3 separate regions of the Homo sapiens genome follow, and all the other regions are linked to region 3. A link is a contact called in ENCODE Hi-C or POLR2A ChIA-PET data. All regions are on one chromosome and are shown on one strand. The core of a region is the stretch at or near the end of the contact, and the rest is flanking DNA. Distances in the headings are between cores, read along the strand shown. Region 1 has its middle 21 kb from the start of SPNS3. Region 2 has its middle 30 kb from the start of UBE2G1. Region 3 overlaps UBE2G1 (ubiquitin conjugating enzyme E2 G1).

Region 1 (3,058 bases), core at 1-2,500, 110 kb before region 3:
CAGGAGGCTGAGGCAGGAGAATCGCTTGAACCCAGGAAGCGGAGGTTGCAGGGAGCGAGATCGTGCCATTGCACTCCAGCCTGGGCAACAAGAGCGAAATTCCATACACACACACACACACACACATACACACACACACACACATTAGCCAGATGTGGTGATGGGCGCCTGTAATCCCAGTTACTCGGGAGGCTGAGGCAGGAGAATCACTTGAACTCTGGAGGCAGAGGTTACAGTGAGCCAAGATCGTGTCATTGCACTCCAGCCTGGGTGGCAGAGTGAAACTCCAAAAAAAAAAAAGAAAGAAGCCGGGCGCGGTGGCTCACGCCTGTAATCCCAGCACTTTGGGAGGCCGAGGCGGGCGGATCACGAGGTCAGGAGATTGAGACCATCCTGGCTAACACAGTGAAACCCTGTCTCCACTAAAAATACAAAAAATTAGCCGGGCGTGGAGGCGGGCGCCTGTAGTCCCAGCTACTCGGGAGGCAGAGCTTGCAGTGAGCGGAGATCGCGCCACTGCACTCCAGCATGGGAGTCAGCGAGACTCCGTCTCAAAAACAAAAAAAAAGAAAGAAAGAAAGAAAGCGGGAAGGCAGGAGAGACAGAGAGAGAGAAAAACAGAGAGAGAGAGAAGGGAGGGAGGGGGGAGGGAGGGAGACAGAGAGAGAGAAGGAGAGGAAGGGAGGGAGGGAGGGAAAAAGAGAAAGAAAAAAGAAAAGAAAGGAAAGGAAGGAAGGAAGGAAGAAGGAAAGAGAAAGCAAGCAAGCAAGCAAGCAAGCAAGCAAGCAAGCAAGCAAGCAGGTCGGCACTGGGACTTCTCCACGGGATGCAGTGATGTGAGTGGACAAACTCAAGTTTCTGGCAGCCCTCGAGGCAAGTCCCAGGTCTGATGCCCGGTGGCCACCAGGTGGCGCTGAAGTCTAAGCTGAGAACCTTCACTAAGGGGCCGTTCCGTGGCAGGGCCGAAGCGTCCACCAAGAGACGCTCCAAGAACACTTGGCTTCAGCGTTTGCCTTCTAGGGGCGACCTTGAAGTGGGGGAGGGGTCTCCAGTGAGAGGCATCAGGCATAGGACCAGGGGCCGGACCCTGCGTTGTCTCTGGCCTCGGTCTTCTCATCTGTCCATAGGGTGTGGATTCACTGTCCAGGTTCCTCTAGCTCAGACCCTTCCTCTGTGGGCAGAATCAGGGCAGGAGGAAGGAGGACGGAAAAGGGGAAGAGGCTCAACTTTCCTCCTCTCTTCTGCTCTCCAGGGCCCTTCCCTTGGGGCAAGGACATGTGGCTTCCGGGGTGTGTTCCTGGTGCCCACACATTCGAGAACTTGCCATTGACAGGCTATAGGCATTATCATTCTGCTGTGATGAGGTGGAAACAATTGTATCCCATCGAAGTCATCTTGCAGGGCTTGGGGAACTCGTGGAAGAGGTGGGGAGGTGGGGAAATCAATCTTTTTTTTTTCTTTTTTTCTTTTCTTTCTTTCTTTTTTTTTTTTTTTTTTTTTTTTGAGACGATGTTTCGCTGTTGTTGCCCAGGCTGGATTGCAATGGCGCGATCTTGGCTCACCGCAACCTCCTCCTCCCGGGTTCAAGTGATTCTCCTGCCTCAGCCTCCCAAGTAGCTGGGATTACAGGTGCCTGCCACTACACCCTGTTAATTTTGTATTTTTAGTAGAGATGGGGTTTCTCCATGTTGGTCAGGCTGGTCTCAAACTACCGACCTCAGGTGATCCACCCGCCTCGGCCTCCCAAAGTGCTAGGATTACAGGCGTGAGGCACCGCGCCCAGCCAGAAATGTATTTTTTTAAACAAACAAATGTGAAAACCGTTATTAGTTCAGGGGCCAAAAAAAAACAAAAAAAACAGGCCATCAGCCATGCTTCCAGCAGGCCAGAGTTCACAGACCCTTGATATAGAGGAAAACTCATGATAAGCCACTTGGGATCTCAAGTATTCATTTAAGAGAGGAGACTCAGGGAAAGATGCTGACCCGTGAAGGTCATCACTTTCCTTCCTTAATGCAAAACACACACGTACAAAAAACACGGGCCATCATCTGCTGCGCATGCGTCCAAGGCAGAGCTCCGCTTGGCCCAGAAGCCCAAGACCGCAAATCACCAGCAAGAATGCATTTTACTGCACACATCAAAGGTGGAAATGGGTAAAGTTGGCCGGGCGCAGTGGCTCACGCCTGTAATCCCAGCACTTTGGGAGGCCGAGGTGGGTGGATCACTTGAGGTCTGGAGTTCAAGACCAGCCTGGGCAACATGGCAAAACCCTGTCTCTACTAAAAATACAACAGTTAGGCCAGGCGCGGTGGCTCACGCCTGTCATCCCAGCACTTTGGGAGGCCAAGGTGGGTGGATCACGAGGTCAAGAGTTAGAGACCAGCCTGGCCAATATGGTGAAACCCCGTCTCTACTAAAAAAATACAAAAATTAGCTGGGCATGGTGGCGCACGCCTGCAATCCCAGCTACTCGGGAGGCTGAGGCAGGAGAATCGCTTGAACCTGGGAGGCGGAGGGTGCAATGAGCTGAGATCGTGCCACTGCACTCCAGCCTGGGCAACACAGAGAGATTCTGTCTCAAAAATAATAATAATAATAATACAAAAATTAACCAGGTGTGGTGGCAGGTGCCTGTAATCCCAGCTACTCAGGAGGCTGATATGGGAGTATTGCTTGAGCCCAGGAGGTCAAGACTGCAGTGAGCCATGATCACACTACTGCACTCCAGCCAGGTGACAGAGTGAGACCCTGTCTCAAAAATAAATAAAAATAAATTAGCTGACCATGGTGGTACACACCTGTAGTCCCAGCTTCTCGGGAGACTGATATGGGAGAATCCCTTGAGCCCAGGAGGTTGTTGAGGCTGCAGTGAGTGAGCTATGACACTGGGTGACAAAGCAAGATCCTATCTCAAAAAAAAAAAAAAAAAAAGTGGAAGCACCTCGTACGCCCAACTGAAGAATAGATAAACAAATTGAGGTGCTTCTGATGTATCCACACAATGGAATGGGCATAAAAAGGAATGAAGTACTGCAACATGCTACCATTTGAATGA
Region 2 (3,025 bases), core at 337-2,836, 95 kb before region 3:
GGTGGCTCACGCCTGTAATCCCAGCACTTTGGGAGGCCGAGGCGGGCGGATCACAAGATCAGGAGTTCGAGACCATCCTGGCTAACACGGTGAAACCCCATCTCTACTAAAAACACACACACACAAAAAAAATTAGCCGGGCATGGTGGCACGCACCTGTAGTCCCAGCTACTCAGGAGGCTGAGGCAAGAGAATCGCTTGAACCCGGGAAGTGGAGGTTGCAGTGAGCCAAGATCACGCCATTGCACTCCAGCCTGGGCAACAGAGCGAGACTCTGTCTCAAAAAACAAAAACAAAACCTGGTGGCCTAAAGGGCACCCCACCTCCTCCCGCCCCCTGCCCCACATGGCACGTAAAAAGGGGAAGAAAAACTCAAAAGCCCAAGTAGTCAGCAGTCTCTGCCAATGGCAGATCAAAACAGCAGTAAAAGATCTGCAACCAAACGAGATTTGATTTACATAAGTCTCATTTTGATCATATTTTCTCCAGCGTCTTACCCCACCCTGGACTCCCCCGGCAGGTGTCCCAAGCCCCTCCCCTCCAGTTTACTCCTAACCCATCTTGAGGGCCTGGGCTCCCAGTTCCCTCCCTCAAAGGATCCGTCGTCTTTCAGACCCTCCCTGAGAGCAGAGACTGGTTTACACCGCCTGGAATCCAGTCCAGCAGGTGGTGTCAGGAACTGTAACCGATGGCATGTTCGCCAACACTGGGGTCCTGCAGGCAGAGCTGGAACTGGCCACTGGGACCCAAGCCCTCTGTGCGCTGCCCAGACCCACGCTCAGAGCCTGTGACTTCAGGACCCTCATCTAGAAGCTCCTGGAAGTTGGCCCAGAAGGATCTGCCCAGCACCCACCCACCCACCCCAGCCATGTCCAGTGGGAGCACAGGAAACGTCCCAGGGTCTGCAGAGGGATCCTACAGACCATTCTCTCTCCCATCTGCCTTCTTTTTTTGTTTGTTTGTTTTGTTTTGTTTTTTGAGACGGAGTCTCGCTCTTGTTGCCCAGGCTGGAGTGCAGTGGCGCGATCTCAGCTCACTGCAACCTCCGCCTCCCGGATTGCAGCGATTCTCCTGCCTCAGCTCCCGAGTAGCTGAGATTACAGGCATGTGCCACCACACCCGGCTAATTTTTTGTACTTTTAGTAGAGATGGGGTTTCACCATGTTGGCCAGGCTGAGCTCCTAACCTCAGGTGATCCACTTGCCTCGGCCTCCCAAAGTGCTGGGATTACAGGCGTGAACCACCGCCCCGGCCTCCTTGTGCCTTCTTTGTCATTGTAATTAACTGCTGGGGATACCTTTTGTTAACGGTAGAAAGTTATGCAAATGACCGAAACTGGTATTGTTATTACTAAGAGGCGCTGGGTTTCAAAATCACTTTGAATATTCTAGCACCGAATCTTGTCTGTCCTGTGCCTGGGGGCCTGCACACACTGTCTTTTTCCTCCTTTGTGAACGGCAGGGTTGAGGCCTTCCTGTTCGAGAAGTGGGTGGTTTGCCAAGCTACCTGGGGTGTACATAGAACTTGAACTTTGGAGTCAGACTGGCAAAGGCTGGCTGCTTCCCCTGCGCCTTGGTTACCGTTTGTCCTTACACAAGTCACTTGGCTTCTTGGAGTCTCAGTTTTGTCATCTGTGGAAGAGGAGTGAACACCCTCCTTAGAGACAGCTGCCACGGTGACCATCTGCGAGCTGATGGAGGTAGAGTTCCTGGTGCCCTTTAGGGTGGCAGTTGTGTCGGTACTCCCGAGGACCAGGACCAGGTGGCCGTGGCTGTCTGGAACTGCTACGGAAGAACGGGCAAGGCTGCCAGATTTCGCAAATAAAAATACATGCACACGGTTAAATTTGAATTTCAAATAAGCAGCTAAATTTTGTTGTATAATTATATCCCATGCAGTATTTGGAATATACTTATACTGAAAAATTAGTCGGGCGTGATGGCTCACGCCTGTAATCCCAGCACTTTGGGAGCCCAAGGCGGGCAGATCACCTGAGGCCAGGAGTTCGAGACCAGCCTGGCAAACATGGCAAAATCCTATCTCTACTAAAAATACCAAAATTGACCGGTGTGGTGCTGCACATCTGTACTGCCACCTACTTGGGAGGCTGAGGAACGAGAATTGCTTGAACCCGGGAGGCAGAGGTTGCAGTGAGCCTCAATCGTGCCACTGCACTCCAGCCTGGGCAACAGAGCGAGACTCTGTTTCTAATAACAATAATAATAATAATAATTCCTTATCTGAAATTAAATTTAACTAAGTGTCCTTTTTCTCTTTCTTTCTTTTTTTCTTTTTGAGACAGGGTTTTACCCTGTCACCCAGGCTAGAGTGCAGTGGTGTAATCATGGTTCACTGCAGCCTCGACCTCCTGGGGTCAGGTGATCCTCCCACCTCAGCCTCCCAAGTAGGTAGGACTACAGGTGCAAGCCACCATTCCCAGCTACTTGTTGCTTTTTTAAAAATTTTTGGTACAGATGGGGTTTCGCCGTGTTGTCCAGGCTGGTAACTGAGTGTTACTGTATTTTATCTGGCTATCCTAAGAAAAGAGGTTAAAGTGCTTAGAATGGGGGTTCTTGCTGCCCCTGAGAGATATCTTCATTTGGGATTGGCAACTGTGGGAGAGAGAGGGCAAGAGCCACTGGAATAAACATGGGCCAGGGAGGCTGAGGCAGGAGAATCCTTTGAACCTGAGAGGCGGAGGTTACAGTGAGCTGAGATTGCGCTACTGCACTCCAGCCTGGGTGTCAGTGTGAGACTCTGTCTCAAAGAAAGAAAGAAAGAAAGAAAGAGAAAGAGAGAGAGAGAGAGACAGAGAGAGAGAAAGAAAGAAAAAAGGAAGGAAGGAAGGAAGGCAGGAAGGAAGGAAGGAAGGAAGGAAGGAAGGAAGGAAGGAAGGAAGGAAGGAAGGAAAGAAGGAAGGAAGGAAGGAAGATGGGCCAAAGGAGGAGAAGGATCTAGAATACCAAGGCCTGGAGAGGGCAATGACCTCCTGGCCTGGTTCACTACCTGCTGATCTCAAGCCAGC
Region 3 (2,949 bases), core at 446-2,945:
TTCTGTTTTCACTGTTCTTTTCTGAAGTTCACCTGGATGTTCCAGAGCAGTTTTCTAAACCTTTCATTGTTGGTTGGCCTTTTGTAGAATTCTTCAGCAACACACAATACAGAAGACACAGGCTAAAATAGTTCTCACAAATACACTTTGAAATAGGTGTATTTGGATATAAATACAACTTGCCATTCCATTATTTTTTTTCTCATGACTAAACTCTAAATTTTTAAAAATGGAGATTTTCAAACCAGTGATGTGCAAAAGCCCATTCTCATGACACAGTCATTTAAACTTATTAAGTATGGGAAAATTTTATTTCTTCCCTTTGTCTTGTGGAATAATTTAGGTTCTCACCCTGGGCATGATTCACAAAATAGAGTAAGACCACAGATAAAAGTCACATAGAATCACAGGCAATGAAGAAAACTTCTAAAAACAAATATCCCCCAGTGTCCAGTATCATCCATCCCAGCAGTGATGGAAATGATGGCCACCCCAAGATTCTGAATGGAGTGCGTGAAGCCATATGCAGTTCCCAGTTGATGTTCAGGAACTACAGATGCCACTGTTGGCCAAAATGCACAGGCAAGCGATGAATAGGAGATTCCCAGAAGACACAGCAACCCAAGGGCTCCACATCATAAAGGCCAGCATCATGTGGGACACAAGAGTGGCTGCAACCACACGCAGAACCCAGATGCTGTTCTTCCCCGTGTCATCCACTGGGAGCCCAAATACTGGGGTGTGGGAGCTGATAACGACATATACAACACTGTTCATTGCACTTGCTGCCTGGAAAGAAAATCCAAATTTGTCTGTAAAGAAAACTTTCCCAAGTCCAATAAAAGGGAACATGGCAACACAATAGCAGACACAGATGATAAATATGAGCCACAGGGGTAAGGAGAAATCCTTTACATCAGTTAATGTAAAAACTTCCCCCCCCTTTTTTTGTTGTTGTTGTTCTTTATGAAGGATTCTCTCTGCTCTCGCATCTAAGTAAGCAAGAGCCAAGGAAGGCACAGATTAGTGAAAGAATACATTTTATACCCCCAATCTTAAGTGTGACCCCAGGGGTTGTGTGACCAGCAGAACCCCACGAAGCTTCAATCTTAGAATACAGCCAACTCACGAAGTTCATGTTTACCGTACTTCCAATTCTAGCCATGCTAAATTGTTGGAGTCCAGACACCAGGTTTAATTCTTTGTCTTTAAACCAGCTGACAGCATATGTCCTGGGCAACTGCTGAGCACTCCCCACCAATCCAAACACAAGTCTTTCAAATTCCATCAGCCAAAAAACATTAAATATTCCACCCAGAACAAAACAACCTGTCCAGTGCAAATAAAACAGCTAAAAGTAATTGTGCCCCATCATATTCCAAATACTCGGTCTTTTAAAAAGCCACCAAAGAAACACAAAACTACATTGGGCCAAGAATACCAGGCATATAGCAGCATGAATTTCATGGTGTTCACCTGCCTGTTCCGTTTATCCTGAGTCTGAAGGGCAGCAGGATTATTATAGCAAAAATAGCTGCTGAAGCCAAGGAAACACATCAATAACAGCATCAAAAGTCATAGCCAGGTGACTGGAGGCCACAGAAGGGCCAGCAGCACCCATGCTTTCTCATCCTTCTCCTCCATTGCGCCCGTGGGAGGCTGAGAGGCAAAAGGGGTGACAACTCCAGGACCTGGCAGAAAAGCAGTGCCCACGGAGCACAGCCAAGTCAGTGATCACATGACTATGTGATTCTGACTATCATAGAATAATAGTGAACTGTGGCGGATAGAATGAATGGACAAGAGACAGCTACAACAGGACTATAGATTAATAGAACAATGTTGAGCAAATTGCAGACGGCAGCATACAGCACATTATTTACATAAAATAAATATGGCAGTATGGTAGGATTTGATCCTTGTAAGATTTTTATAATTTAACTCAAAAACAGTAATGGAGGCCTCATGGAAAAAAATTGAACTAGGCCTGGGTTTTTAAACACTTTCAAATGTGAAACTGCTGGTTACATATCTCTCTCTCTCTTTTTTTTTTGTTTGAAAACAGAGTCTGACTCTGTTGCTCACTGCAACCTCCGCCGCCTGGGTTCAAGTGATTCTCCTACCTCAGCTTCCTGAGTAGCTGGGATTATGGGCACCTGTCACCATGCCTGGCTAATTTTTGTAGTTTTTAGTAGAGATGGGATTTCACCATCTCGGCCATGCTGGTCTTGAACTCCTGACCTCATGATCTACCCGCCTCAGCCTCCCAAAGTGCTGGGATTACAGGTGTGAGCCACCGTGCCCGGCCTACATACCTCTTTTTAATATCATGATAGTACTTATACTATAGCATCTGTGATGAAGATAATATGTAATGAAAGATATTTTGAATTAATTGGTGCCTTTTTAAATTTTATTTTATTTATTTATTTATTATTATTATTTTTGGAGACAGAGTCTTGCTTTGTGGCCCAGGCTGGAGTGCAGTGGCACAATCTTGGCTCATTGCAACCTCTGCCTCCCAGGCTCAAGCCATTCTCCTGCTTCAGCCTCCTGAGTAGATGGGATTACAGGCACCTGCCACCACGCCTGGCTAATTTTTGCATTTTTAGTAGAGACGGCGTTTCACCATATTGGTCAGGTTGTTTTCGAACTCCTGACCTCAAGTGATCCGCCCGCCTCAGCCTCCCAAAGTGCTGGGATTACAGGCGTGAGCCACCTTGCCTGGCCACAGTCACATCTTTCTATATTTGAAAAATAGTGGATATGTGACATGTTAATGTGTAGTCTACAGTGTTATTCTACTCTATGGGTTTTGGGCTTTCTCTTTGCTAACTTGGCTGCTCGGTAGAAGTTTGCACGCACAAGTTGGGTACTAGTTAGTTAAGCATCAAAAAAAAAAAGCAGGTAGGCCAGGTGCGGTGGCTCAGAAGGTCAGGAGTTCAAGAC

What was found. A loop is a pair of places that touch in the nucleus more often than their neighbours do. ChIA-PET counts read pairs that join two places held with the same protein, here RNA polymerase II (POLR2A). Pooled maps may share reads with other maps.
Region 1: a map of OCI-LY7 shows a loop between it and region 3 (7-fold over the local background). The contact joins two enhancer-like sites. A Hi-C loop is called at or near these places in 25 of 168 maps with a recorded cell type or tissue (B cell, CD4-positive, alpha-beta T cell, CD4-positive, alpha-beta memory T cell and 19 more), 35 of 37 single-sample maps with no recorded cell type and 38 of 50 pooled maps. POLR2A ChIA-PET finds 5 or more read pairs at or near these places in 6 of 52 experiments (A549, OCI-LY7, Panc1 and 3 more).
Region 2: a loop to region 3 is called in a map of GM12878, with 2.4 times the contacts of the local background. The contact joins two enhancer-like sites. A Hi-C loop is called at or near these places in 3 of 168 maps with a recorded cell type or tissue (GM12878, body of pancreas and upper lobe of right lung), 3 of 37 single-sample maps with no recorded cell type and 7 of 50 pooled maps. POLR2A ChIA-PET finds 5 or more read pairs at or near these places in 10 of 52 experiments (A549, OCI-LY7, Panc1 and 5 more).

What each region holds. Positions count from the first base shown.
Region 1 is chr17:4,411,228-4,414,285 of GRCh38, reverse strand. No RefSeq gene overlaps it. Among named protein-coding and RNA genes, the nearest start is that of SPNS3, 21 kb to the left of the region's middle. RefSeq lists an enhancer at 1,093-1,594. Within about 2 kb of position 1,250, at least 2 of the 41 ENCODE cell types and tissues checked have a DNase peak (open chromatin) inside an H3K27ac peak, as active enhancers do.
Region 2 is chr17:4,394,677-4,397,701 of GRCh38, reverse strand. No RefSeq gene overlaps it. Among named protein-coding and RNA genes, the nearest start is that of UBE2G1, 30 kb to the right of the region's middle. RefSeq lists enhancers at 468-1,237, 1,575-1,654, 1,238-2,008. Within about 2 kb of position 1,586, at least 6 of the 41 ENCODE cell types and tissues checked have a DNase peak (open chromatin) inside an H3K27ac peak, as active enhancers do.
Region 3 is chr17:4,300,042-4,302,990 of GRCh38, reverse strand. All of the region lies in intron 2 of UBE2G1 (ubiquitin conjugating enzyme E2 G1), which reads left to right. It also overlaps the pseudogene MFSD1P1. Among named protein-coding and RNA genes, the nearest start is that of ANKFY1, 38 kb to the right of the region's middle. Within about 2 kb of position 1,695, at least 2 of the 41 ENCODE cell types and tissues checked have a DNase peak (open chromatin) inside an H3K27ac peak, as active enhancers do.